Linked DNA regions of Homo sapiens: all the other regions are linked to region 1. The links are chromatin loops, found by intact Hi-C in ENCODE. Cell type or tissue: chondrocyte. All regions are shown on one strand. Each heading gives the region's core, and the rest is flanking DNA. Links, peaks and the distances in the headings are about the cores only.

The links. Peaks named below come from ENCODE experiments on the same cell type or tissue, not always from the same donor. Only the 100,000 strongest peaks of a DNase experiment are listed, where the experiment ranks them.
Region 2: a loop joins it to region 1, with 2.9 times the contacts of the local background. A loop is called at or near these places in 17 of 110 quality-filtered maps.
Region 3: it touches region 1 in a loop (3-fold over the local background); 4 of 110 quality-filtered maps call a loop at or near these places.

Annotation. Positions count from the first base shown.
Region 1 is chr19:52,330,527-52,340,504 of GRCh38, forward strand. It overlaps ZNF610 (zinc finger protein 610), which reads left to right and starts at 5,717. Exons shown (of 6, transcript NM_001161425.2): 1 at 5,717-5,980. RefSeq lists an enhancer at 7,501-8,001. In chondrocyte, for the core only: a CTCF peak has its summit at 6,086; a DNase peak (open chromatin) is centred at 5,805.
Region 2 is chr19:52,744,394-52,754,371 of GRCh38, forward strand. LOC105372452 (a long non-coding RNA gene) reads left to right here and starts at 347. Exons shown (of 2, transcript XR_936060.3): 1 at 347-433; 2 at 9,542-9,705. In chondrocyte, for the core only: CTCF peaks have their summits at 4,135 and 4,334; no DNase peak of the experiment used is centred there.
Region 3 is chr19:52,264,192-52,274,169 of GRCh38, forward strand. ZNF766 (zinc finger protein 766) reads left to right here and starts at 5,396. Exons shown (of 4, transcript NM_001010851.3): 1 at 5,396-5,440. The coding sequence starts at 5,423. LOC124904763 (a long non-coding RNA gene) reads right to left here. Exons shown (of 4, transcript XR_007067331.1): 3 at 7,644-7,782; 4 at 5,053-6,050. It also overlaps the pseudogene VN1R100P. RefSeq lists enhancers at 5,137-5,682, 5,605-5,899, 6,333-6,402 and a silencer at 5,193-5,422. In chondrocyte, for the core only: CTCF peaks have their summits at 5,616 and 6,279; DNase peaks (open chromatin) are centred at 5,340 and 5,730.

The DNA.
Region 1 (9,978 bases), core at 3,056-8,055:
AATAATTTGTTTCCATTCTCAATTACCAGAAACAATTACAGTGTCTAGTGAGCATCTCCAAAGAGACTAATGCAGTATTTAGAAGAGGCTTTTTTATTTCCATGGACCCTGGAAGCAGACAGGGGCTCAGGTGGAGAGTGCAGGACACGCTGAGGTCTGAGCCATGAGGGACTCTCAGCAAATTGTACACCTCACGCGACCTTCTGCTTCCTTGAGTTCTGCTCAAAATCTAACTTTTTCCTGACTCTGAGAACCATATGCTTCCAGACCCCTTCTAGATTATGGGAAGGCAAATGGGATACCATGAAGAGACCAAGAAGGATCTATTAATGCACTAAGAGTGAAATGAAGAATGTGATGTCAATAATTGATAGTCTGAAACATTAAATGGCACTTTCTGATATACATGAATGATTAAATAAATAATTGGGAGATAAGAGACCCAACTCCTATGCAGAAAAATTCCAAATAACTCTTGTAGACACTCCACCTCCAAGGAGGTGGAATACACATAACTCCCAACTCCACAAATGCAGGCTGCACAGTGCTGCTTCCTTTTAAACAATACAATATGGCAGGGAGAGAATGTGAGGATTTTTATAGCTGAGAAACCTGACAGACACAGCCTCAGACAGGTGATCAAGGTTGACATCCAAAGGGGATTAAGTAATGTTAATAGTATACACCTTTGATAGGATGTGATAAAAATGGCACTTCTCATTGGTTTTTCTCCCCAGTATACTTAACCTTTGTCTAATCATGGAAAACATCAGACAAATCCCAATAGAGTGGCAGTCCCCAATAACACATTGACAGCCCTGCTACCTAACCAGTACTCCTCAAAGCTGACCAGGTTATAAAAAACAAGAGTCTGAGAATCTGTTAGAGCCAAGGGGAGCCTAAAGACACATAATGGTTAAATCTAATGTGGTGGCCTGGACAGGATCCTGGCAGAGAAAAGGTCAGGGAGCCGAAGGCCTGTGGGACGTGACCAACTCAGCATTCCTCTGGAGGCTATATGATCAAACAGCAAACTGTTTATCAAGAATGCAGGATATGGGCAAACTCACACTTCCCTGCCACCAAAAGGTTTGCTGAGGGACATGTCTCCCTTGCACCGGGCTCCTTGAAGTTATCTAATGAGAAATCTAGCACCTATTATTCAAAGGATGCAGTCTTGCAAGCCTGCTGTGAACCAAACGGCTGACTGACAATTACCTGACAATCACCCTGCCTTTCTCGCTCTCTCTTTTGCCTAATAAATATGGAGGGCTGTGTAAAGCTCAGAGCCCTTGTCCACTAGAGGCAAATATACTCTCTTGTCTTTTATTTCCACATTTGCCCCCTTTGTTCAATCCCCCTAGGTCCATGTGGGTTACAAGTGGCGCCTGAACAGGGACAGAATTGGGTGCTTTATAAGTGGCATCACGAAGTGGCACCCTGAACAGCGACAGTGGCATCCAAACTCGGGACTATGAGGACATAAACGAAGAAGGTCTGCTGGAGCAGAGGAACTGAAATTGACAAGGTGAACAAGGACCCCGGGACGAGTCTGCCGGCAGCGGATATAAGGTCAGTGCCCTAAAGAGGTACTGGGAGCAGTGCTTTAAAGAAGTACTGGGAATGGGAAGTTTTCTGAATCAGGGTAACAAGGGGAATAATTTGTCTATTGAAGAAACATTATTTGCAGTTGTAAAGTTCTGTTGAGACAGTCTGGAGCTCAGGTTAATTTGCAGACACTAACTAACCTCCTGCAGAAGCCCCAAAAAGCTATTATGCGTAACCCATGGTTTCCATAGGCAAGCACTCTTGATGTGGAAAACTGGGATAGAGCAGGAGATGGATTGAAACAGGCTCATCAAAAAGGTTTTAAAGTTGATTCTTCAGTTTTTTCCACTTGGAGTTCAGTTTGTACTGTATTTCTGCCATTATCATCTTCTTATTCTGTGGGACAGCAAGCTGAATCTAAAAATCTGAAAGAATATGTTGCTCTACCCACAGCTCCAACTGAAAATAAAAAACAGGAGAAGGAGGATAAAAATTGGGCTATACAGCCTCCTCCAATTGCAGAAACATTTGTACCACCACCTTCGGTGGCAGAAATAAGAGACCCTAATACAAAGAATTTTATGCTCTGCTGTCATAGCTGGAGAGCCCTTAGGACCTTGCACTTTTCCTATTTCCGTAAGACCTGATCCATATAATCCACAGCAGTTTATTCATGAACACACCCCACTAGAATTTAAGTTGTTGAAGGAATTAAAAACTAGTGTGGTCAATAACGGAGTACAAAGCCCATGGTTCCTGGAGGAAGGAATGCTAGACGTAGAACTCTGAGAACAAGTGAGGAGAAATCTTAACATCAGGCGCAAAGGCATCAGGTCCAATAAAATCTTTAATGTTACGGGCTTTAATTAGATCAGCCTTTGCTCAGTTACACACAGAAGAGCCTAAAAAGAGGAAGGAGGAGAAAACATCACTTGCCTTATCACCTCCTCTTCCCTCAGCCCCAGTATCATCAGGCCAAAATAACAAAGAGGAAATGGAAGTCTTACCTAAGCCTCCTCTTCCAATAGATAGGACAAAGGACAGAGGATACACTACAGCTATCAGTCCCTGTGTTAAGCAGGCAACATTAGAAGGAGAGCTCTTAACCTGCTCAGTAATGCAAAATCGGCAAGGCAATCAGGTGTATGTTTATAAAAAGATAAGAAAAAACGCATTAGAAGCCGAAACTGCGCAGCCAAGCAGGCAGTAGGTGGAAGAAAAGGCTCAGCAGCAGAAAAGCTCCCGGTAACCAAGCCGACAAGGCCTGCCCAGGCTGGCAACATCCCCCTGGCAAAGGAGGGAGGGACCGGCGCAGACACAGGCAAAGCCTAAGAAAGTACAACATGGCTGCCTCCCAGGACCTGCACCGCTGCCCTCTGGCTCTGTGGGCAGCCCGTAGCAAAATTTCATGTGTTACGTCCCAGGCTATGATTCTCTGCTAAGATTTAAGTAAAATGTAAGAATTTGAAAAACCTGCTTTCTAATAATGGTCACTGTTGTTACCTCTCTTCTATCCCTGACGTAGCTTTCCAAATTCAATTTAAGTAAAATAGTAACCTCTGAAGGGAGAGAGATTACAGAGGGCCCATGAATTAGTTAAAGAGTAATTAAAAGCTAGGCATGTAAAACCACACATTACTCTTTAAAGGAGAACTTTAAACCTAATTAAATGGTATTTGTTAAATTAAAAGGTAAAAATGCTGTGCCCTTCTCAGAAAGTGAAGAAAAGTTGTATGTAAGTGTAGTGAAAAACTTATGCATGAATGACTGTCTTAACCTACTGATTACAGATAGTCTTTGATTTGTGCTTGCTAAAAGAGTCCTAAATTGAGTTCTCCAGCTATGGAGTCACTGTTTTCAAGACTGTTTGCCAGATTAAACTCCATAAACTTGGTCACATCCCACAGGCCTTCAGCTCCCTGCAGAAAAGAACATGAGTTAAAACCAAAGAAATCAGAATAAATTATGAATAAGTTGATGGTAGTATATCAACAATGGTTTATAAACTGTAAAACCCATACAAAACTAGTATAAGATGTTAATAATAGGGAAAACGGGTCAGGGTATATGGAACTTGTCTACCTTTTTTGAATTTTTTAAATATAAATCTATAAATCTTCTAAAATAAAGTGTATTAGTTTTTTAAATAACTAATTTAGGCCGGGCTTGGTGGCTCACGCCTGTAATCCCAGCACTTTGGGAGGCCAAGGCAGGTGGATCACGAGGTCAGAAGTTCAAGACCAGCCTGACCAACTTAGTGAAATCCCGTCTCTACTAAAAATACAAAACTTAGCCAGGCATGGTGGCACGTGCCTGTAGTCCCAGCTACTCGGGAGGCTGAGGCAGGAGAATTGGTTGAACCCGGGAGTTGGAGGTTGCAGTGAGCTGAGATTGCGCCACTGCACTCCAGCATGGGTATTGGAGTGAGACTTTGTCTCAAAAATAAAATAAAATAAAGTAATTTATAAAATTAAATGAATATTGACTGGAAACACAGATGAAACAAATTTTCTAGGAAAATGTACTCTACCAATTTTGACAGTAGTAGAGACAGAAAATCTAAACAGAATGTAAGATGAAACATATAAGATGATTTAACAGAGAAATTGCACCAATCTTTCAGGCAGGAGAATCACCTGAGGTCAGGAGTTTGAGACCAGCCTGTCCAACATGGTGAAACCGTGTCTGTACTAAAAATACAAAAATTAGCCAAGCACTGTGGTGCAAGCCTGTAGCCCCAGCTACTTGGGAGGCTGAGGCTGGAGAGTCGCTTGAACCGGGGAGGCAGAGGCTACAGTGAGCTGAAACCGTGTCACTGCACTCCAGCCTGGGTGACAGAGCAAGACTCTGTCTCAAAAACAAACACACACACACACACACACACAATGTAATTTACATCTATTTTTTAAAGTTATTGGTTTTTTTAAAAGCAACAGTTGGGCCGGGTGCAGTGGCTCACCCCTGTAATCCCAGCACTTTGGGGGCCGGGGCGTGGGGGGGGGGTGTGGATCACGAGGTCAGGAGATCGAGACCATCCTGGCTAACACGGTGAAACCCCATCTCTACTAAAAATACAAAAAATTAGGCGGGCGTGGTGGTGGGTGCCTGTGGTCCCAGCTACTCAGGAGGCTGAGGCAGGAGAATGGCGTGAACCCAGGAGGCGGAGCTTGCAGTGAGCCTGGGTGACAGAGCGAGACTCCGTCTCAAGAAAAAAAAGCAGTTGGTGGTGGCCTAACATCCCTCCGGGGACAGGACCCATCGCCGAACGATGGGTATGGTGGCATGTGCCTGTAGCGTTTTTAACACACAGGGAAGCGACCGCCAGACTCTCACGGAGATGCCCCGTTCGTTCTGCCTTGGGCCAGGTAAATACGGATTCCCAGGTTGGCCTTAACCCTCCAACGCGCTTGGCGTTGTCCCTCGGAAACTCTCTAGAGATGAGCACTCTAGAGATGACTCAGTGGACTGGGAAAGGCAGACCCACCTCAATTTGGGTGGGCACAATCTAATCAGCTGCCAGCACAGTCAGAATAAAAGCAGGCAGAAGAACGTGAAAACACTAGACGGGCTTAACCTCCCAGCCTACATCTTTCTCCCGTGCTGGAGATCAGAGATGATGATGGAAAGGGAGAAGATTTCTATTATGTTCTGTGGGCCGTCAGCATGAAATTGCACATGCTACCCAGGCAGGGCTTTGCATTTCACATTTTAACTTGCATCGCCTTCACACAGAATTCCAGGCCTTTTAAATTAAATTGTTAAAATTAGTTTTTATTTACTTATTTATTTTAGGACAGAGTCTACACTGAGTATAGCACTGGGTCTACACTACGCCCAGGCTGGAGTGCAGTGGCCATGATAGCTCAGTGTAGACTCGAACTCCTGGGCTGAAGCGATCCTCCAGCCTCAGCCTCTCTAGTCGCTGGGACTACAGGTGCCTGCCACCACGGCCGGCTTAAAATTGATTTTAATAGCAGGAAATTTCCTGGATCTAATCCTCAACTGACGTTGCTTTGCTCCGGCAGGATCCCAGTTTGCAGAGGGCTGAGCTGCTCCAGCCTCACTGCCAGCAAAACCCGGAAAACAGAGGCACTGGAGGCGTGGCCTAGGGAAGCCCCGCCCCGTCCCGTCCCGGTCCGCTCTCTATGCTGCGCGCGCGCAGTTTTTTGCAGACCCGGAAGCGGATCGCGTGGGTAGAAGGTCACACCGCAGCGCGTCAGTTTCCCTTTGTTTAGATTCAATCTGGGCTTCCCAGCTCCCCCGCGCTTCTGTACCCGGGATCTGAGAGTCAACACAGACCTTGAAATCCCCGCACCGCTCCCTCCACCCCGTGTAAATTCAGGCGTCTCCGTGAGAGTCCGGCGCTCGCTTCCCTGTGTGTTAAAATCGCTCGGCGACGGGTCCTGTCCCCGCTCGTTCTGCCTTGGGCCAGGTAAACACGGATTTTCGAGACTCCTTTCCGCTTAAAACTCTTTACTGACCCAACGTCCTGCCCCGCGCTTTTAAAAGTCCTTACCGCAAGGTGGATTCCCGCCCGGGGAGCCTCCCAACCTCGCCCCCGGCCCCTGAAGCGCAGCGCCGCAGCCCCAGTCCCGGCGGGGGAGGCCGCGTCCTGTACTGGGTCCTGGGACCCTTGAGACCCCACACTTCTAATAATTCAGCCCCACCCTTTTCCTCCTTGATCCGGGCCTTCCTACTCCCCAGGCCTCCCCTTCGCAGCCATCGCTACTCCCGACCCCCGGGTGTGGGGACGTGACTTCTTCTGTCTTAGGACATTCAGGATTCTTCGTCCCAAATTCCATCCCACTAAAAATGTGCTCTTGGCGGAGGTGGGCACCTTATTGTACTCCCCTGCCTATGGATGTGTGGGGAAAGATGGTGAAAGAGTGGCAGGAAATAGAAAAATTTTGAAAAAGAAGCATGAGGGAGATCCATAAGCAGACGGCAGAGAGTAGCTGAGAGATTTACAGAGACAGTGAATGAAGCCGAGAATGTAGCAGGGGGAGAAAAGTAACTGGAGAAATGTAGAGAAAAGCTGGGTCTCCAGAGAGATGAAGATGAAGCAAGATTGGGAGAGGGGCAGAAAGGGGGAGGCTCCTCAGACAGAGTAGGGGAGAGGAGGAGGGATTTGGAGCCAGGGCAGACAGAGCAGCATGGTGCTGGGACAGCAAGAGGGGGCAGCTGATGACAAGGAGAGCAGAGGGAGAACCACAGCATGGGGAGGCCTGGGATCCGGGGGGGCCAGAGAGTGGGGACAAGAGAGTGTAGCAGGGAAGAGGAAATTTAACAGGGAGAACAGAGAGGAAGCAGAGATAGGGAGGGCAAGAAACAGGCAGAATGGAAATTGGGGACAATCAAAAATTGGACACAAAGAGGAACAAGGGGTAAAACAAATTGCCAGAATGGAGCAGAACAAATGGAAGAGAAGGAATAGAGGGAAGAGGGGGAGAAACAGCAGGAGAGGAGAGGGGCAGAAAAATAAGCCAATTCTTATGGGAAAAATGAAGTGAAAAAAAGCAGGAGAAAGAAGGTAAGAATGAGAGAGCTGTACAGAATGAGGGAGGGAAACATACTAATGACAAAAGAGGGGGAACCTGAGTGCAGATGAGCGATGAGTTGATGGACTATTATGATCAAATTGTGATATACTGATTTCTCTAATTGTAATCTAATAAGCACAAAATTTATTTCAAAAGTACAGATGAAGATGAGACTTGCAAAGTTCCTGCCTATAAGGGAAGTGCATTTTATAATTCTTGACATCACAAGTTAGCTTCCATTCACAATCCCTGTTCAGCCAGAGGGCAGTGACTTGCCTCATTCGGGTGTGGGTGAGTGGGTAAGACAGGAGGAAAAACCAAAGCGTTTTTCCTACGCTTACAATCAACACAATAGTGAACACCCAACACAGAATGCCACATCTCTGGTCACCAAAATGTGTTGGGGATTACTTCCCACCCACAAGCAGTTCATCAGACACCACCTGGGTGTTGTGTAATTTAACTCAATTTCACACTAACACTATCTATGTGGAGTTAGCCTCAGATTCTACAGGTTGAGAGCTCAGTTCCACAGGCATGCTCCCACTTCAGGTGCCACTTGCAAGTCCTGGGTTGGGACTTGAACCTTGTGACCAACCAACTATGAACCGGGGGTTCCCATGACCCTTTCCTCACATTTTGTGAATTTGCTAGAGTGGTTCACAGAACTCAGGGAAACTTTTTGCTTAGTTTCACCCATTTGTTACAAACCATATTACAAAGGATACAGATGAACAGCCAGATGGAAGAGCCTTCCTAGCAAACTAATCAAAATGAGGGGCTTTTGGACCAGGCGCAGTGGCTCTTGCTTCTAATCCCAGCACTTTGGGAAGCCAAGGTGGGCAGATCCACTTAAGGTCAGGAGTTCAAGACCAGCGTGGCCAACAAGGTGAAACCCCATCTCTACTGAAAATACAAAAATTAGCTGCGCATGGTGGCGTGTGCCTGTAATCCCAGCTGCTTGGCTGAGACACAAGAATCTCTTGATCCCAAGAGGTGGAGGTTGCAGTGGGCCAAGATCGCACCACTGCAGCCTGGGCAACAGTGAGACTCTGTCTCAAAAAAAAAGGAGGGGCTCTTAGTAAACATGTTTTTTTTTCTTTGAGACGGAGTTTCGGTCTTGTTGCCCTGGCTGGTGTGCACTGGCGCGATATTGGCTCACCACTGAAGGGGTGGCCTGCCCCTCCACACCTGTGGGTGTTTCTCGTCAGGTGGAATGAAACACTCAGAAAAAGAAAGAGACACAGAGCAAAGTACAGAGAAAGAAAAGTGGGCCCAGGGGACCGGCGCTCAGCATACGGAGGACCCGCGCCGGCCCGGTCTCTGAGTTCCCTCAGTATTTATTGATCACTATCTCTACCATCTCGGAGAGGGGGATGTGGCAGGACAAAGGTAATAGTGGGGAGAGGGTCAGCAGGAAAACATACGAACCAAGATCTCTGTCATAAATAAGGAAACGTGCTGTGCCTTGATGTGCATGTATACAAACATCTTGGTGCAGTAAAGAGCAGTATTGCTGCCAGCATGTCTCACCTCCAGCCCTAAGGCGGTTTTCTCCTATCTCAGTAAATAGAACATACAATCAGGTTTTACACCTAGACATTCTATTGCCCAAGGACAAGCAGGAGACAGATGCCTTCCTCTTATCTTAACTGCAAAGAGGCCTTCCTCTTTCACTAATCCTCAGCACAGACCCTTTATGGGTTCCAGGCTGGGGGATGGTCAGGTCTTTCCCTTCCCATGAGGCCATATCTCAGGCTATCACATGGGGAGAAACCTTGGACAATACCTGGTTTTCCTAGGCAGAGTTCCCTGCGGCCTTCCACAGTGTATTGTGTCCCTGGGTACTCGAGACTGGAGAATGGCGATGACTTTTACCAAGCATACTGCCTGCAAGCGCTTTTTAACAAAGCACATCCTGCACAGCCCTAAATCCATTAAACCTTGAGTCAACACAGCACGTGTTTCTGCGGGCACAGGGTTGGGGCTAGGGTTACAGATTCACAGCATCTCAAGGCAGAAGAATTTCTCTTAGTACAGAACAAAATGGAGTCTCTTATGTCTACTTCTTTCTACATAGACACAGTAACAGTCTGATTTCTCTTTCTTATCCCCACACACCACAACCATTGCCTCCTGGGTTCAAGTGATTCTCTTGCCTCAGCCTCTCCAGTAGCTGGGATTACAGGTGCCCGTCACCATGCCTGGCTACTCTTGTATTTTTAATAGAGATGGGGTTTCTCCATGTTGGTCAGGCTGGTCTTGAACTCCCGACCTCAGGTGATCCACCCGCCTTGGCCTCCCAAAGTGCTGGGATTACAGGCGTGAGCCACCGATCCTGGCTGGAAACCATGCTTTTTATCTGCATCTAAACTGAGGGGCAGCCTTGTGGGACTGCACCTTTAACCCGTGGAATCTGTGCCTATCTCCAAGTAGACAGTAGCAAAGTTGAGTTAACCTGTGGGACACACAGCTGCGAGCGTGCCACAGAACTGGTCAGCACGGGCCAGACGCGTTGGCTTAAGCCTGTAATCCTAACACTTTGGGAGGCTGACTCAGGCAGATCACTTGAGGTCAGGAGTTCGAGACTAGCCTGGCCAACGTGGTGAAAAATAAAAAATTAGCTGGGCGTAGTGGCTTGTGCCTGTAATCCCAGCTACTCAGGAGGCTGAGGCAGGGAATTGCTTGAACCCTGGAGGCAGAGGTTGTGGTGAGCTAAGACCGCGCCACTGCACTCCAGCCTGGGCGACAGTGAAACTCCGTCTCAAACATGGGGGAAAACACACATTTTGGTGATGGGCGGCATAGTATTCTGTGCTGAATTTGAGTGTAGTAAAAACAGTTATCTTTTTTCCTTACCTCAAACAGTAAAGGGAAGAGACTTGGCCCA
Region 2 (9,978 bases), core at 1,598-6,597, 410 kb after region 1:
GGCACAGATAGATGAGGTCAGAGAGGTCCTGGGGGCACAGATCCATAGGGACAAGGTCTTCAAACATTTTTCTCCCACAACCCAAAAGAATATTGAAAACCAACTCTGATCCCAGCTATTCGAGAGGCTGAGGCAGGAGAATCGCTTGAACCCGGGAGGTGGAGGTTGCAGTGAGCCGAGATCGCACCACTGCACTCCAGCCTGGGCCACAGGGCGAGAGTCAGTCTCAAAAACAAACAAACAAACAAACAAACAAACTGAGCACTAACCTCTCGAGAAGAAAAGCCACACACTGTATTTTGCCAGTCATTTCAGGGGTCACTGTCACTGTGACTGAGCTTTTCCAGTCTTATTCCTCACCTCTATGTTAAGGGGGGCTCACTGAGGCTCACAACGGGAGACATTTCACCAAGTTATCCTGAGAAGCTCTGAGGTGAGTAGAAAATAGGTGTGGCTGACTCCCACGAGATGGCCTGGAAGGGCCAATAGGCTGCCTTGGTCTTCCTCCTCTGGAAAATTGCAAGATCAGACGGGAGTCGTGGCCCAGCTGGGTAATCCCAGCACTTTGGGAAGTTGAGGCAGGCAGGTCATTTGAGCCCAGAAGTTTGAGACCAACATGGGCAACAAGGGAGTCTGGTTTAATAACTATATTTCCTACAACTAGCATATAAGGGGGCTTTACACAACTTTGCAAAGGAACTGTTAGACTGGAATTTAGGTCGATAGTATAAAATGGCTTACGATCTCTTGTTTCTATAGCTTGATTTCCAGACCAAATTTTAATGCGGTATGAGGCCACAGTAAGACTCTATAATTTTGGATGTTCAGGACCAGAAACAGAACTTATTATCTTTGTTCTTGGAGTAGAGATTTTTTTTTCTCCCCATTCCCAAGGGTAGAAAGACGGCAATTTTTTGTGCTTATGTTTGGCTAAACTTTTTGTTAAGTCACTGTTAACAGCTGGACTCACTTCTGCACTGGGACATGACTGAGTTTGTCCTGTGCAATTGTGGTAGAATTGACCTCGAGGTGCCCAATCTATAATAGTTCCGAATTTATCATTTTGTAATATCACCGCACTATTGGCCACACATTCTTCCCAAACTAAAACTTTTGTGTCTTTTGATCCTTTGGGATTTTTTGGGGGTAAGGCTTTCCTTTAGGCCTAAATTTTAATGATCTTTGATAAGAAAAGTCTTGTAAATAATTTACCTGTGGCCTGAGTGACATTCCACTTACCGCGTGATTAGTGAATCTACTGGTGGTACCGACAGTAGGTACTTCTACCAACCAATTTTTGACTGCAGGCATTAAACATCCTGGTGCTCTCCCGAGGCAAATAGGAGGATAATGATACCCAGTGGAAATATTTATCATCATTCCTTCTTCCTCAGGTTTGGCAGGGCAACGATCATCTGTGGGGCCAGGTACCCATACACTATTATTAACGTATACTTCAATAGGATTATCCATCCATGAGACTGCCCGAATTAAGGGCGGGAAAGGCACATAGGCCCAGTAGGTATAATTAGCTGCAGCTGCTCCTGCAGGCGTGGGGAGACTTACCACCGTTGATACAATCATCAAAGCTGCAAGCAGCGTGTTCTCTGGAGTTTGTGTCACCTTTGTGTTCTCTAGGCTTTTTTAAGCTAACTGTGTCAGCTTTTAAATTGTGCCCAAGTTGGCAGCTCCGCCTTCGTGGTGGATGGCAACTTCATCTGTTTTTTTGACATCACCATTTTGTTTATCTTGTGAGTCAATGGTGCTCGATTGCGGTGTTTCCGTCTCTGTGGAGGCGCTTTTTTTTTTGTTTGTTTGCATCTCTAATGGGTTCATTGTAGAACTTTAAATGTCTAGTGGGTATCTAAACAGGAAGCTGATTTTCTCCTGGTGAAACACAAGCAAAACCTCTCCCCCACGTTACCACCTTCCCTATTTCTCATGTCTTATTGTTGTTGTCTTTTTATCAAATCAGTTTTCCTTCACGTAGGCTGTTCTTTTTACCAGTAAGATGTTGTTTTGCAGAGGTAGTAGTCTGATTTCTATAAGTGTTTAAAACATTTAAAGTATAGAGTGCTAGATTAAGTTGCATCTGAGGAGTGGTACACTCCTTACTGTCTCCCCCTTCTCTTTAACTGAGTTTTGAGTGTTCTATTAGTTTTTTTAACTATGGCCTGTCCTTGGGAATTATAGGGAATTCCTGTTTTGTGTGTAATTTTCTACTGATTTCAGAATTTTTGGAAAGCTTTACTATAGTATCCAGGTGCATTGTCAGTTTTGATTTTTTTCTGGAACTCCCATGACAGCAAAACAAGATAATAAATGTTTTTTCACATGGGAAGTACTTTCTCCTGTCTGGCAAGTTGCCCACATGAAATGTGAATAAGTACCAACTGTTACACGGACACATCATAATCTTTTAAATGAAGGTACATGTGTGACATCTATTTGCCATAATGCATTAGGACATAGACTTCTGGGATTAACTCCTGCCTCTTGAGTGGGCAGGTGTAGGACTTGACACTGGGTGCAATGTTGTACAATATCTTTTGCCTGTTTTCATGTGACATCAAATTTGTTTTTTAATCCTGCTGCATTTACATGAGTCAAAGCATGAAGTTCTTGTGCTTTTATGAATGCAGATGGTACCAGTAAGTCAGCTTGTTCATTTGCTTTAGCTAAAGGCCCTGGTAAATTAGTGTGTGCTAAAATATGAGTAATATGAAATGGGAAATTTTTTTTTCAGTTTGTTGTAATAAACTGAACAGCTCGTTTAACTGATCATCTATGCTATATTTAATTAGAGCTGTCTCAACATCCCTTGTAGCCTGCGCTACATATGCAGAATCTGATACAATATTAATAGGTTGATCAAAGTCTTATAACACTGTAATGACTGCAACCAACTCTGCTCTTTGAGCCGATTGATATTGAGTTTTGATGACTCGCTGTTTTGGCCCTGTGTAAGCTGCTTTTCTATTGCTGGAAGCATCAGTAAACACTGTCAGAGCATTTTCCAAAGGTTTATGTCTGGTAATTTTAGGTAAAATCCAAGTAGTCAATTTTAAAAACTGGAAGATTTTTGTTTTTGGGTAATGATTATCAATAATTCCCACAAAATTAGTAAGACCAATCTGCCATGCATCAGAATTGATAAAGGCTTGTCTAACCTGTTCCTTGTTTAAAGGAACAACTATTTTGTCTGCGTCATTTTCACACAATTTTATTATTTGTAATCTTGCCTGACCAATTAATGTAGCTATTTGATCCAAGAACAATGTAAAAGTCTTAATTGTACTGTGAGGAAGGAATGACCACTCCACAAGATCAGTATTTTGAACAATGATGTCTGTTGGAGAATGTGCAGTAGCAAAAATCAAAAGTTGGAGTGGGGTTAAGGGACCTTTGTGCTGACTGATTTTTTTCTTTTACTAACTTAATTTTTTTTGTTGCCTCTGGGGTTAATATTCTTTTACTATTTAAGTCTGGGTCCCCTCTTAAGATAGAGAACAAATTTGACATGGCATAAGTAGGAATGCCTAGAGTTGGCTGAATGTAATTAATATCTCCTAGCAAGTTTTGAAAGTCATTTAATGTTTTTAATGTGTCTTTTCTTATTTCTACTTTTTGTGGCTTAATTTTTCTATTTTCTATCTGCATCTCTAAATAATGAAAAGGAGTAGAGGTTTGAATCTTATCAGATGCTATTGCCAGTCTTGCGTTGGCAACCTCTGCTTGCAGAAATGTGTAACAGTCAGTTAATTTGTCTCTTGTTTCTGCAGCACACAAAATATCATCAACATAATGAATGATATAACAGTCTGAAAACTTATCTCTAACTGGTTGAAGAGCTTGACCTACGAAAGTCTGACAAATAGTTGGACTATTAAGCATTCCCTGAGGTAACACTTTCCACTGAGACCTGGTGGCTGGTTCCTTATAATTTATGGCTGGTATAGTAAAGGCAAATTTTTCAAAATCTTTCTCCACCAGAAAAATGGTAAAAAAGCAATCCTTTAGATCAATTATAATTAAAGGCCAGTCTTTTGGGATCATGACCAGAGAGGACAACCCGAGTTGAAGAGGCCCCATGGGTTGAATGATGGCATTTACGGCTCTTAAGTCAGTTAACATACACCATCTGCTGGATTTTTTCTGAATTACAAACACAGGAGAATTCTAAGGAGAGAAAGTGGGTGAAACGTGTCCTTTTTAAGTAGTTTTTTAACTATTTTATGTAGCGCCCCCAAATTTTCCTTAGGGAGCAGCCACTGTTTGACTCAGACAGGATGCTGCAAGGCAAGTCTGAATTGCTCCTTCACCATAATGAACTGTAAGTTGGGCAATAATGGGCACAGCGAGCCAAGTTGCAGTGAGCCTAGTTTCAGGCTCCCTCCCCCAGCACTCACTTGGCTGAGGAGGAGGTGGCCATCGTGGTTTTAGCCCCTATGACCCCGATGATTCTGGACCTTTTTCTTTTAACTTTAATGTTTCAGAATATATTACCTCTTGTAATTGATTGTAGTCAACATTTTGCTTTGACCGACCCATTACAGACTCTGCTACATATTTACAATGTGAACTTTCCGTTCCTTTCTGGGATTCTGTCCCTGTCTCTTCTTCACAATCTATTACATAGCTTTTAGGGCCATCAGAAACTGAAACGCTGTCTTCTCCTGTTTGAAACGGTTTTAAAGCTGCTTTAATAATGGCCCAATCATTCCATACCATAAGTGGGATGATTTTACCCTCCCTACTTCTCTGTTTTAATTCTTTGCCAATTTTTTCCCAATCTTTTAGATCTAAAGTTCCCTGTTCTGGAAACCATGGGCAGAATTGTTCTATTGTTTCAAATAGCTTGATTAGATTTTCTGTAGAGACTCTAACTCCCCCTTTTCTTAAAAGAATTTTAATAAAGCTGAGATAAGAGGCATATTTACTTTTAGCTTGTCCCATTGTTACCCTGGCTTTTTTCGAGCTCAGGAGCTTACCGCAAGGCTGACCGTAGAAGTACTTGGGAATCTCTCGTTGACTTGTCCTCAATAACCACGCTCAAGCGTAGGTTTACCCTAGAGAAAAGCCCCACATTAGACACCAGGTGAAGGTGGCCAGCCCCTCTACACCTGTGAGTCTTTTTTGTCAGGTGGGACGAGAGACTGAGAAAAGAAATAAGACACAGAGACAAAGTATAGAGAAAGAACAAAGTATAGAGAAAGGACCGGCGCTCAGCATATGGAGGTCCTGCACAGGCACTGGTCTCTGAGATTCCTCACTATTTATTGATCATTATCTCTACCGTCTCAGAGAGGGGGATGTGGCAGGACAATAGGGTAATAGTGGGGAGAGGGTCAGCAGGAAAACATGTGAACAAAGATCTCTGTGTTATGAATAAGTTTAAGGAAAGGTGCTGTGTTTTGATGTGTACGTACACAAACATTTCAGTGCATTAAATGGTAGTATTGCTGCCAGCATGTTTTACCTCTAGCCCTAAGGTGGTTTTCTCTTATCTCAGTAAACAGAACATACGATCAGGTTTTACACCAAGACATTTTATTTTTAGGGAGGAGCAGGAGACAGATGCCTTCCTCTTATCTTAACTGCAGAGGCCTTCCTCTTTTATTAATCCTCTTCAGCACAGACCCTTTATGGGAGTCAGGCTGGGGGACAGTCAGGTCTTTCACTTCCCATGAGACAATATCTCAGGCTATCACATGGGGAGAAACCTTGGACAATACCTGGTTTTCTGAGGCAGAGGTCCCTGCGGCCTTCCGCAGTGTATTGTGTCCTTGGGTATTTGAGATTAGAGAATGGGGATGACTTTTACCAAGCATACTGCCTTTAAGCACTTTTTAAACAAAGCACATCCTGCACAGCCCTAAATCCATTAAACCTTGAGTTGACACAGCACATGTCTCTGCAAGCACAGGGTTGGAGCTAGGGTTACAGATTCACAGCATCTCAAGACAGAAGAATTTCTATTAGTACAGAACAAAATGGAGTCTCTTATGTCTACTTCTTTCTACATAGACACAGTAACAGTCTGATTTCTCTTTCTTTTCCCCTCACTTATCTTTTCTACCATCTGACCATTTTGTTCAGATCTGCTGAACATAGTGTGAACGTGACACATAGACTGAGAAGTGCAATTCAAGCTAAATATCCCTTAGGGGACCAGTCAATAATGATTCCATGGGAATCATTGTGCAGCACCTCTGCCTGTTCTGCAATGCAATCTTGCTAAACAAATACGTTCATTTTTTCTAACTGAGTCCAATCCTGTTTACAAATAGGTTTTTGGGGGTTGTATGCCTCAATTACAGGAGCAGATTTATTATGGTAAATACTGAGATCAGAAAGCATGTGTAACTGTGTCATACAGTGATTTACATCCAGGCATTATTACCAGCTAAGATTGATAAATATGCCTAATAAGTACAATTGTTCTCTGTGTCAGCCTTTGTTGAAGGAATACTCACAGAAATGGTGATCACTGCCATCATAGCTACCATTAAATTATTCACTGTGAGTGGTTGTCCTGCTTTCCTCAGGTTGTCTTCCTGGATCTGTGACAGCTTCTTGATCTGTCTCCAGGTCGGTGGCTGTATTCGATGGGTGTTGCTCGTGACAGTTGGGGTCCTCCTCGGCACCAGCCTTGACATGGCTGCAACCGGGGGGGTCCTCAGGATCCTCCCGGAATCTCTTCCTTGGCATCTGGCCCATGACAAGATTTCAGGTGTCTTGATGGTATCCAAACTGACTGATGATTTTGGCCTGGAGAAACACAAGCATAACCTCTACCCCAAGTTATTATTTTACCTATTTCCCAAATTTTTGTTATTGGATCTCTCTGCCAAATCATTCTTCTGCTTCTGTCTTTGCAGCTGGTTTCTGTAGATGCTGTTCAGCTGCTGATAACATCTGGCCTTTGGGCAGGCTCAAAAAATTTAAAGTTAATAATGCCAGATTCAGTTGCTCCTGTGGTGTTCCATATTCTCTGTCTCCCCCTTTCTGCTTTTGCAACTGCTGTTTTAGGGAGAGATTCATTCTTTCCACTATGGCTTGTCCTTGAGAATTGTACGGGATACCAGTAATGTGTTTAATATTCCTCATAGAGAAAAATGTAGCTAGAACTTGGCTAGTATAGCCTGGGGCATTATCTGTTTTTATAGAAGCGGGAATGCCCATCACCACAAAACACTGCAAAAGATGACATTTAACACAGGCAGAAGACTCTCCTGTTTGGCATGTAAGCCCAGACAAAGTGAGAAAAGGTGCCCACACATACATGTACATAAGCTAGTCTCCCAAACGAGGGAACATGTGTGACATCCATTTGCCAAACCGAGTTAGGTTCCAATCCTTGAAGATTAACTCCTCCTGTAAAAGATGAGGAATGTATCATTTGGCAAGTTGGGCATCAGTGGATAATATTTTTAGCTTCTTTCCAGGTAATGCTGTATCTGCATTTGAGACCAGAGGCATTAACGTGGGTTAAATGGTCAAAATGTCTAGCATTAGATATTGCATTAGCAACTAAGTGATCAGCCATTTGATTCCCTTCAGTCAAAGGTCCTAGAAGAGGTGTATGAGCCCAAATGTGAGTGATGCAAAAATGGTGCATTCTACTTCTAACTGCTGTTTGCAATTGGGTAAATAAAGTCATCAGTTGTTCATCTGTATGAAATTGTAATTGAGCATTTTCAATTAACTGTGTGGAATGAACCACGTATGAAGAATCAGAAATCACATTAATAGGTATATCAAAAGCAGTCAATAACTCAATTACAGCTACTCAGCTTTTTGAGCTGAAGTATAGGGCGTCTGAAAACTTTACTTTTTGAGCCAAACTAAGAAGCTTTACCATTACTAGACACATCTGTGAAACAATGAAAACGCTTAGCAGGCTGCAGGTTGTTTACTGCAGGAATTGTAAATGCAAACCATTCACAGTCTTGTTCAGCTAAGGGGATAGTAAAGAAACAGTCTTTTAAATCTATGACTACTAAAGGCCAATTTTTGGAATTTTAGTAAGAGAAAGCAATCCTTGCTGTAATGCTCCCATAGGTTATATAGTTGAATTGATAGCTCTTAAGTCAGTTAACATCCTCCATTTACCTGATTTTTTCTTAATTATGAAAACTGGAGAATTCCAAGGGGAAACTGTTGGAGCAATATGCCCATTTTCTATCTGTTCAGTAACTAATTTCTCTAAAGCCTCCAGTTTCTCTTTACTTAGTGGCCATTGTTCTATCCAAATTGGCTTATCTGTGAACCATTTTAAAGGTATAGGTTCTGGAGGCTTAACAATGGCCACCATCAAAAATTATTTCCTAATCTTTGGCGGGAACTTTTTAAACCTTGCAAATTTTTTTGTAGTCCCATACCAGGGACATACCCCATTTCATGCATCATATGTTGACTTTGAGGGCTATATAATTGTTCTGGAATTAGAACTTGGGCTCTGCATTGTTGTAATAAATCTCTTCCCCATAAATTTATAGATACAGAAGTTATAATTGGTTGAATAGTCTCGGGTTGTCCATCGGGCCCTTCACAAGGCAAAACAGAACTACTCTGATATACTTCAGGGGCTTCACCAACTCCAACTATGTTAAATTGAGTGGGTTGAATTGGCCACGTGGACGGCCAGTGCTGTAGAGAAATGATTGAAATGTCCGCTCTTGTATCTACCAAACCTTTAAATTTCTTTCCCTGAATAGTTATTTCACAGGTAGGACATTTATCAGTAATTTGGTTGACCCAATAAGCTGCTTTGCCTTGTTTATTTGTGCTTCCAAATCCTCCTGTTCGTTTAATTTCACTTTTTCCCATTTCCACATATGGCACAATCAGGAGCTGTGCTATGGGCTCTCCTGGCTCTGCTTTCCAGGAAACATAAGTAGGTATAACAATTTGAATTTCCCTATTGTAATCTGAATCAATGACTCCTGTATGTATTTGTACCCCTTTTAAACCTAAACTAGACTTTCCTAAAAGTAATCCGATTGTACCCGCTGGCAAGGGTCCACAGACTCCTGTTGGGACCTTTTGCGGGGGTTCCCCAGGTAGAAGTCTCACAGCTTTTATGCAGCATAAATCTACTGTGGCACTACCGGCTATGGCGGGGGACAGACATTGTACAGGGGTGAGGGAATGGTCTGAGCTGGAAATGCCCCCGTTTAGAATGGGGCCCGGGACAGGCCCCTCATGGCATTTCCCGAAATCGTATTCCCATCTTTATGAAACTTAGAGGGACACTGATTAGCCCAATGTTTTCCTTTTTTACATTTTGGACATATTTCAGGATCTGCAGTTTTCTTTTTTCCCCTATCTGGTGGCCTGATTCGCTGATTTTTTCTACATTTGTTTTTAGTATGACCATGCTTCCCACAGTTAAAACAAGCGCCAGGAAATGGAGTATTTCCTTTGTCCACTCTCAGTCCTGCCATTGCCTGTGCCAACAAGGCAGCTTTATGCAGATTACCTCCGATACCATCACAAGCCTTGATATAATTAACTAAATGTGCTTTCCTTCTAATAGGTCACAGAGCAGCGTGGCAATTGGGATTACAGAGCGAGACTCCATCTCAAAAAAAGAAAAAAAAAAAGCATTGTCAAAACTTAATAACTGCAACACTATATCCTGAGCAGCTGAATCTGCAATCATCTTTTTAAGAGACTTCTGTAACCAAGCTATAAAATCAACGTATGGTTCTCTTGGTCCCTGTTTCATAGCACTAAAGGAAGGGTATTGTTCTCCACATGAAGTGATTTTTTCCCAAGCTCTAATGCACACTCCTCTAAGCTGTTCTATGGCATCATCCTGCATGACCAGTTGGGCACCTAAGCCAGCCCAGCCACCAACCCCCAAAAGTTGGTCTGCAGTTACATTAATTTGAGGTTGGGCCTGGGCATTGCGAGCAGCCTGAATGGAAGCTTCATCTGCCCACCAAGTTTTAAATTGTAAGAACTGAGCAG
Region 3 (9,978 bases), core at 3,212-8,211, 66 kb before region 1:
ATGATTTCAGATTCCAATTTGTTTCTGTCCTCACAGAGTTGGTAGGGTATGACCGTTGGCACCACCTGTGTCTGCAGTGTTTCAAGCCATCATGATAAGCCCCAGGAACTACAGGTGTGTAGAATTTAAAATGAATTATCCAATGTATATTGGGCTTTCCATTTTTCTCTGCTGGACCCTGATACATTGATAAATACGATTTTTTCCAGCCGGGTGCAGTGTCTCACACCTGTAACCCCAGCACTTTGGGAGGCCGAGGTAGGCAGATCACTTGAGGCCAGGAGCTGGAGACCAGCCTGGCCCACATGGCGAAACCCCATCTCTACTAAAAATATGAAAATTAACCAGGCGTGGTGGTGCAGGCCTGTAATCCCAACTACCTGGGAGGCTGAGACACAGGAATTACTTGAACCCGGGAGGTGTAGGTTGTAGTGCGCCGAGATCGTGGCACTGCACTCCAGCCTGGGTGACAGAGTGAGACTATCTCAAAATAAAAAAAAAAAAAAGGATTTTTCCCATGTTTATAATTGCCAGATATAGCAGCAAAAACATCACAAAGAAAACAAGATAGGATACTTTTCTGCTGTATTCATGACAAAATCAAATCAGAGGGTCAATATCTACAACATTGTTATTATTCCCTAATATTTCCTGTGTTTCTTAATCTGTGCCTGTGGCTCTATAAGTTTTCTCCTGTACAGACACAAGTGGAAGCTCATTCATGACCTTAGCACCAATATTCCCTACCCCCACCAAAATTATTTTAACTCCTTTTGGTCTTATGTATTTTTATCAAATTAAAGAGCCATCACAGGTTATAAATCACAGCTCATTGGAATTTTGCAAACAAACATAGCTCTTTATGTAATACATAGATACAAAAACAGAACACTGTTCTGTTCACAAGAGTTCACAAGAAGCTCCTTCTTTGCACTCTAAGTCACTACCTACAACAGTATAATTCTGTTGTTTCTATTTGCAGGAGTGTAACTCTTGAGATTTTGGTTTACATCTCTTCCAGTATTTAAAGGATTAAATTATTTTGGCCTGTTTGCTACTTTATATAAATGGAATCAACATGAATTCTTTTATATTTAGCTTTTATATCTATTCCATTAGAATTTTTGTGTGTGACCATACCTTAATTATTGCATTCTATTAATGGTACTCATTAGCATTGCTTCCTATGATTCCATTGTATGAATAATCAGATGATCGAGTCATACTATTTTTTTGTTTGTTTTTTACTTTTGTTTGTTTGTTTTTGAGATAGAGTCTTGCTCTTGTCACCCATGCTGAAGGGCAATGGCGTGATCTCGGCTCACTGCAACCTCCGCCTCCCGGGTTCAAGTGATTCTCCTGCCTCAGCCTCCTGAGTAGCTGGGATTACAGGCACCCGCCACAACACCCAGCTAATTTTTTTGTGTGTTTTTGGTAGAGATGGGTTTTCACCATGTTGGCCAGGCTGGTGTCGAACTCCTGACCTCAAGTGATCCGCCCACCTTGGCCTCCCAAAGTGCTGAGATTACAGGCATGAGCCACCGCGCCCGGTTGAGTCATACTATTGTTAAAGGCCATGTGGTAATTTTGAGTTTGTGGCTTTTATGAGCAATGAATAGTCCTACCTATATAAACTATGTAACTTATCTTTTGTTGATATATATATGAATTTGTGATGGATAAATTCATAGAAGTGAAATTATTGAAGCATAAATTGACATCTGGTAGGCTTATGTAGCTGCTACCAAACAGTTTTCCAAAATGTTTGTATCCATTTCAGCACCCACCAGCAGCGCATGAGTTCTTGGTTTATTCACAACCTTGCCACACTTAATATTTCCTGTCATTTTCTTTTTTCTTTTTTCTTTTTTTTTTTGAGACAGAATCCCATTCTGTCGCCCAGGCTGGGGTGCAATGGTATGTTCTCAGCTCACTGCAACCTCTGCCTCCTGGGTTCAAGGGATTCTCCTGCCTCAGCCTCCCTAGTAGCTGGGATTACAGGCGCACGCCACCACGCCTGGCTAATTTTTGTATTTTTTGTAGAGATGGGGTTTCACCATGGTGGTCTTGAACTCCTGACCTCAGGTGATCCACCTGCCTTGGCCTCCCAAAGTATGGGATTACAGGCGTGAGCCACAGTGCCCTGCCTAATTTTTTGAATTAGCTGAAATTTTCTTTTGGCCAATATTAAGGTCACTGGTGAATATTCTATGCATGCCTTATAGGGATAAATACGAAATAAAAATGAGAGCCTGCATTCCTCCTTTGAAAATATGGCAAGGCATTTCTCTTCCTCCTCTTTTTGTCAGAATATTTACCTTAGAAAACTTGTGAGTACTTTCTCCCGAAATGTTTATTTTTAGAAACTAAATAAACCTTTTGTCAGCATAATGACCTAGGGATATCTTTCTCAAGGACTTGGGAGACATCTCTTTCAAATGTCAACATCACTAGAGATAGCACCTGTATCTCTCTGTTTCTGTGGGTTGGTAGGAGCCTATCTACAGTGGGTACCTGGCTCCATTTTGTAAAACTACCACCTGTTGTAAACATATAAGTTAGGGTTTTCCCCCCTGCTTCTGAATAAAGCTAATTGGCTAACATAGATGGTCTCCCCAATTACCATGTAAGGTCAGGATGAACAATGTATAAGCAATAGCGCAATCAAGTTTTTGAGGCTAATCAGTGCTTATCTCAAAAACCAGTCTATAATGGGTTGTATAGAAATTATTCTTTTTCCTATCTCCTAACGGATTGCCTCTATTGCGTATGATATTCCTGTTAAATGTTTATTCATCAATAAAATTGTTGGCCAGGTGCAGTGGCTCACACCTGTAATCCCACTTTGGGAGGCCGAGGTAGGAGGATCACTTGAGGTCAGGAGTTTGGGACCAGCCTGGTCAACATGGTGAAACCCTATCTCTGCTAAAAATACAAAAACTTAGCTGAGTGTGGTGGCACGCGCCTGTAATCCCAGCTACTCAGAAGGCTGAGGCAGGAGAATCACTTGAACCTGGGAGGCGGAGGTTGCAGTGAGCCGAGATTGTGCCACTGCACTCCAGCCTGGGTGACAGAGCGAGATCCTGTCAAAAAAAAACAAAAACCAAAAATGTCCATGCTGATCCCTTGAAAATTTTAGAAGCAACAAACTCCCCATATACATAATGGGTTTATAACTTTAAGCTATAATCAGCTTATCCTCTACTTTTTAGTTTCATGAAAAGCTCTGCAATCAACTCATTTCTTTGCTTCAGATCATAAAAGTCAATGCTAAAAGTTGTTTCGTGGCAACATAGCTATTTAGCAATATTGTGTAATATAGACATCTATCTTGTACAGATCCCAAAATCTATCCCAGATACTGCATCTTCAAAAAATAATGCTGACCTAGGCCACCATGGAGTGTGCCTGGAGTCCTAGCTACTTAAGTGGCTGAGGCAAGAGGATGTCTTGAGCCCAGGAGTACATATGCAGCCTGGAAAACACAGTTAGACCCTGTCTCTAAAAAATAATAATAATAATCGAAGTAAAATATGCTGATATGGGCCGGGTGCGGTGGCTCGCGCCTGTAATCCCAGTGCTTTGGGAGGCCAAGGTGGGCGGATCACGAAGTCGGGAGTTCGAGACCAGCCTGGCCAACATGGTGAAACCCCGTCTCTACTAAAAATACAAAAAATTAGCTGGGCATGGTGGCAGGCGCCTGTAATCTCAGCTACTCGGGAGGCTGAGGCAGGAGAATTGCTTGAACCCGGGAGGCAGAGGTTGCAGTGAGTGGAGGCCATGCCACAGCACACCAGCCTGGGCAACAGAGCGAGACTCCAACTGAAAAAAATAAAAATAAAAAATGCTGATATGTCATCTCGTATCCATCTTTGTGACATATCACTATATCCTCATTTTAACCTGCTAATATTTTAAATATGTTCATTTTCATATCTAAACATGATCATACTTCAAGATGGATGAAGGGATCCAAAAATAGGGATATAAGGCCGGGTGCGGTGGCTCACGCCTGTAATCCCAGCACTCTGCAGGCCAAGGTGGGCAGATGATCACCTGAGGTCAGGAGTTTGAGACCACCCTGGCCAACATGGCAAAACCCCATCTCTACTAAAAATCCAAAAATTAGCCAGGCGTGGTGGCACGCGCCTGTAATCCCAGCTACTCGAGAGCCTGAGGCAGGAGAATTGCTTGAACCCAGGAGGTGGAGGTTGCAGTGAGCTGAGATCGTGCCATTGCACTCCAGCTTGGATGACAGAGTTAGACTCTGTCTTAAGAAAAAAAAAGTTGGGGGGGTGAGATATCAGAGAAAAGCATACTTATTAGTACCTGTTAATTCAAAAATATTGCCATAAAATTATTGCCGGCAGACGTAAGGCTATTTAAAATTTGATAATCTAGTTTTACTTCTATCAGGGTTCTATAAAAGAATAATCGGCCTACCAAATACACTTAGAATTACTGCAGAGTTATTCTTTAGATCAATAAATACAATTGTCTTCTGAAGACTATTTTAAGGGCTTTGTTATCTACAGGGGCCAGTACATTGAAGAAGAGAAAACAAACAAGATTTAAGAGATTATAATTTTTAAAATAAAAAGTATGTTTACTTATTACTTTCAGAATGCACCTAAAGTGAATCTGAAATTACAGTATTTTTAGAAAATATTGACCTAAGCCTCAGCCTCCCAAGTAGCTGGGATTATAGGCGTGTGCCATCACGCCCGGCTAATTTTTGTATTTTTAGTAGAGACGGGGTTTCTCCATTTTGGTCAGGCTGGTGTCGAACTCCTGACCTCCAGTGATACGACCGCCTCGGCCTCCCAAAGTGCTGGGATTACAGGCGTGAGCAACCGTGCCCGGCCTCTATTGCTTTTTTAAAAGCAATAGCTGGTGACCTGACTTCTCACCGGCCTTAGCACTCCACGCCCCAGATGTGGCCCAGGAAACTCTTTGGAACTCTCTACTCCAGAGTGAATGGGGAATAGAAATGGAGAGGATTTCTATGCTATTCTGTGGGGCGTCAGCGTGAAATTACACATTCTGCACAGGTTGAGTTTGCATATTGTATTTTAGTTTGCATTCCTTTCACAGACAATTTAAGGGATTTTCAATTAAATTTCTAAATTTTAATTGAATTCCTTAATTTTAATTGTGGGAACTTTCCTGGATCCAAACAACAGACGTTGACCCTCCTAGTGAGATCCCAGGTCACAAACCGTGGAGCGGCTCCAGCCTGACTGGCAAGTGTGGCTTGCAAAACGCGGAAAACCGAGACACGCCCAGAGATAGGAGGAGGGAAGTGCAGGCCCCGTCCAATAAGTATTCAGGCCCCGCCCGCCACGTCGCTGGCCACGCCCCGGCCCGGCCTCTCCGTTCGCGCGCAGCCGCCTGCAGACCCGGAAGTGGATGGCGTGGAGATATGGCGCAACTGCGGCGCGTGAGTTTTCCTTTGTTTAGATTAAGTGTTCGCTTAGCGGTGCCCTCACGCTTCTGTACCCGGGATGTGGGGGGCGGTACAGACCTTGAAATCCCCGCACCGCTCTCTCCACCCCGAGTAAATTCATGCGTCCCGTCAGAGTGTTAAAATCGCCCTAGGGCTGGTTCTGTCTCCGGTCGTTCTGCCGTAGGGCTGCGTAGGCAGCTGCTTTCGCGCCGTTTTCCTGCTTAAAACCCTTCAGTGACCCCTCCGCCAGCCCCGCGCCACGTAAAGTCCCCGCCTGCGAGGCGGATCCACGCCCTCCGGGTCCCAAGCCTCGTCCTTGTCGGCCCCTGGGGCGCAGCGCCGCAGCCGCCATTCGGGAGGGGCCGCGTCCTCTGCCTGGTCTGGGGATTCTGCAGACCCCACCCCTGATCTGCCTGCCGCCGTAGTCCTCCTTGGGCCGTTCCCTTCTGTCCCCAGGCCTTTTCGCAGTCACGGCTTCTCCGGATCCTGTGTTGGGGGAGGTGGCCGGGACCTATCTCAGGGCACCCAGTGTTCTTCCGTCCCAAATTCCTCCCATTGGAAACTGTGCTCTTGAGGAGGTGGGTATTTTATTCCAGTCCCCTCCCTGTGAATGTGAAGTGAAAGAGAGATGGAGAGCGAGGTAGAGGAAACAGAAAAATTTAGAGAGAAAATAATGAGGAAGATCCATAACAAGACGGCAACGCAGAGGGAGGGTGAGAGATTTGCAAAGTGAAAGAAGCACCCCAGGAAGTAGCAGGGAGAGAAAAGCAACTCGAGAAATGTAGAGAAAAGTTCTATTTCTAGACAGATGAAGGACAGCAAGGTAGGGAGAGGGGCAGCAAAGCGGGAGGCTCCTCAGACAAAGTTGGGGAGAGGAGGAGGGATTTGGAGCCAGGGCAGACCGAGCAGCGTGGTGCTGGCACAGCAAGAGGGGGCAGCCGGTGACAAGGAGGGCAAAGGGAGAACCACCCCAGAGATCTGGGGTTGCCAGACAGTAGGGACAAGGGGGCGTGACAGAGAAGAGGGAATTTAACAGGAGGAGCACAGATGGGAGAAGAAAGAGGCAGAAATATATGGAGATTGGAGACAATCAAAAGATTGGAGAGAAAGAGCAACAAGAGGAAAAAAATTGCAAGATGGAGCAGATGAAGTGGAAAAGAAGGAATAGAGGGAAGAAGGGGAGAAACTGCGGGAGAGGAGAGGGGCTCAAAATCTCGGCTCACTGCAACCTTAGCCTCCTGAGTTCAAGCGATTCTCCTGCCTCAGCCACCCGAGTAGCTGGGACTACAGGCGCCCGCCAGCTCGCCTGGCCAATTTTGTATTTTTAGTAGAGACAGGGTTTCACCGTGTTGGCCTGACGGGTCGTGAACTCCTGAGACCTCAGGTGATCTGCCCACCTCGGCCTCCCATAGTGCTGGGATAACAGGCTTGAGCCACCTTGCCCGGCCTCCTCACATTTTATTAATTTGCTGGAATGGTTCCCAGAACTCAGAGAAAATTTTACTTAGGTTTACTATCAGTTATAAAGGTTATTACAAAGGATACAGGTGGAAGAGCCATCCTAGCAAATCAAAATAGAGGAGTGTGTTTTGGAAACCGTTAATTTTATCCATATCTGAGGTGAGGGGCAGTCTTGTGGGACTGAGTCCTTAACTGGGATCTGATTCTATCTCCAGGTAGATACTATCAAAATTGAGTTAAATTGTGGGTCATCCAGCTGGGAGTGTGCCAGAGAACTGGTCAGTATGCGGAAAAACACGTGCACATTTCCATCTCAACCAGTAAAGGGAAGAGATCTCCAACCGGCCCACCCACCTGTCTCAGGGCCTGTGATCTCTACTCAGTAGTAACTGGGAATGGTCTGTCCCTCCCCCTGGCTGTTGCTGACCCTGCGATTGTGCACCAGGTGCCAGCCCTACTCACAGTCTCAGGACAGTGTGACATCCTTCCTCTGGCATCACCAATATTTACTTCAAGGGATTACTTTGGTTAGTGCACCCACATGGAGGTATTGTCCATGAAAACACACACAGACACACTGGCTGGGTGCGATGGCTCACGCCTGTAATCCCAGCACTTTGGGAGGCCAAGGCGGGTGGATCACTTATGGCCAGGAGTTCCAGACCAGCCTGGCCAGCACGGTGAAACCCCATGTCTACTAAAAATACAAAAATTAGCTGGGTGTGGTGACACGTACCTGTATTCCCAGTTACTCCGGAGGCTGAGGCAGGAGAGTCACTTGAACCCAGGAGGTGGAGGTTGCAGTGAGCCGAGATGGAGGTTGTAGTGAGCTGAGATCATGCCACCGCACTCCAGCCTGGGTGACAAGAGTGAGACTGTCTCAAAAAAAAAAAAAAAAAAAAAGCACAGATGAAGCCTTCATTTTCTTGCCACTCCTCCATGATTAAAATAAAAAATATTCTATTAATTACATCTCTCCCTGTAGTGAGTACCCCTCTTCAACGCTCCATTTGAGAACACAGTACACTAAAATCTTGTTTATATTTCTGTCTTCAGTCTTGCCTCCAGTTCTTGATTTACCCCCTTCCAATTAAGCTTTCACCTCCACCATTCCTTTGATCCTTTTTTCCCAGAGGTACCAGTGATCTCTGTGTTTCGAAGTCCAATTTTGAATTTCCTATCCTCATCTTTTCGTCTTAGCAACATGTTGCACAGCTGATCATTCCCTGTTCTTTTTTCTTAGCTTTGAAGACATCTCTAAGTTTAATTACTTTGTTTCAGATTTTTGTGTTACCAGTTTCCTCTGCTGGTGTCTCCTGAAGCTGTCTTCTCTGAATGTGGGAGTGTCCCATGATTTAGGTCTTTTTCATTTTTGTTTTTGTTTTTAAGACACGGTCTCAGTCTGTCACCCAGACTGGAGTGCAGTGGTGCAATCATAGCTCCCTGCAGCCTTGAACTCCCGGGCTCAGGAGGTCCTCCTGCCTCAGCCTCCCAAGTAGCTGGGACTCTAGGTGCATACCACCACACCTGAGTAATTTTTTTATTTTTTAGTACAGACTGGGTTTCCCTATGTTGAATAGGCTTGGATCTCAAAACTCTTCTCATCTCTTTTCACACACACTACCCTTCCTTATCATCTCATCTCATGGCTTTGAACCCCATCTACCTGTCTCCATGTGCCCTGCAGACCTCTGCCCTGAGGTCTAGAAACCTGTGTTCAGTTGTCCCCTCACTTCTCTGCTGGGACATCTAACAGGCATCTCCACCTTCGTATGTGCCACTTTCTGAACTCCCCCAAATGCATTCCCCTGCAGTCCTGCACATCTCAGATGAGGGTGACCCTGTACTTCCTGGGGCTTAGCTGAACTTGTCATATGTTCAAAATATGTAAGATGTTACATTGTAAATACATTAATATATTTTTTTTTCGAGACGGAGTCTTGCTGTGTCACCAGGCTGGAGTGCAGTGGTGTGATCTTGGCTCACCATAACCTCTGCCTCCCGGGTTCAAGCAATTCTCCTGTCTCAGCCTCCCAAGTAGCTGGGACTACAGGCGTGCACCATCACGCCCAACTAATTGTTTGCATTTTTAGTAGAGATGGGGTTTCATCATGCTGGCCAGGATGGTCTCGATCTCTTGACCTTGTGATCTGCCCGCCTTGGCCTCCCAAAGTGCTGGGATTACAGGCATGAGCCACCATGCCCAGCCTATAAGTACATTAATTTATAACATAAATAATTACATAGTTACTAAAACAGATGAGGAAATTTGTTGTTTCTGAAATTCTTTGGAGGTATGGGAGAGAAATGTTGGTGGCCTCATCCCTGTGTGATCTGCATCCCAGGACCTCTCTGAGCTCATCTCCTCCCTGTGTCCCCCTCGTTCCCTCTGCCGCAGCCACACAGACCTCTTTCCTGGGGCCAGGGTTGCTCCTGCCTCAGGGCTTCCACCTGGGCTGTCCCTCTGCCTGGACATCTCTAGCCTGTCAGCTGCAGGTGCAAACACCTTTTCTTCCCCAGGTCTTTGTTCTGATATTACCTTCTTCATGGAGGGTTCTGTGTTCCTCTCCACCCTACATTTAACACTCCAGCTACACCCTTACCCCTACTGTGGTCCACATTGCCTGCTCTGGATGTTTCTTTCTGCTCTTTTGCTGTCCACTACGTAAATCCTGGTAACAAGACCCAAGGGTAGAGCAGAGCCAGAAGGTGGGGGTGTGCTGGGCTTGCCCCGTCTGAGTGGAGCTCACCCCTGTTTTCACATTGGAGTGCAGATACACATCTTGTGCCCCCAGCCTCTTACCTGAGATTCCCATTCACATACTCAGGTTGGGCCCAGCCTTAATATTTGAAGTTGATTCTACAGTAGTTTCTCCTTATCTGCCAGTGTACTTTTTGAGGTTCCAGTTACTCATGGTCAACCACAGTCCAAGGTATTACGTGGAAAGTTCCAGAAATGAAGAATTCACAAGTTTTCAATTTCTCATCCTTCTGAGCAGGATGATACAATCTCTCACTGTCCCACTCTGTTTTGTCCAGGACTTGAATCATCTCTTTGTCCTGTATGTCCC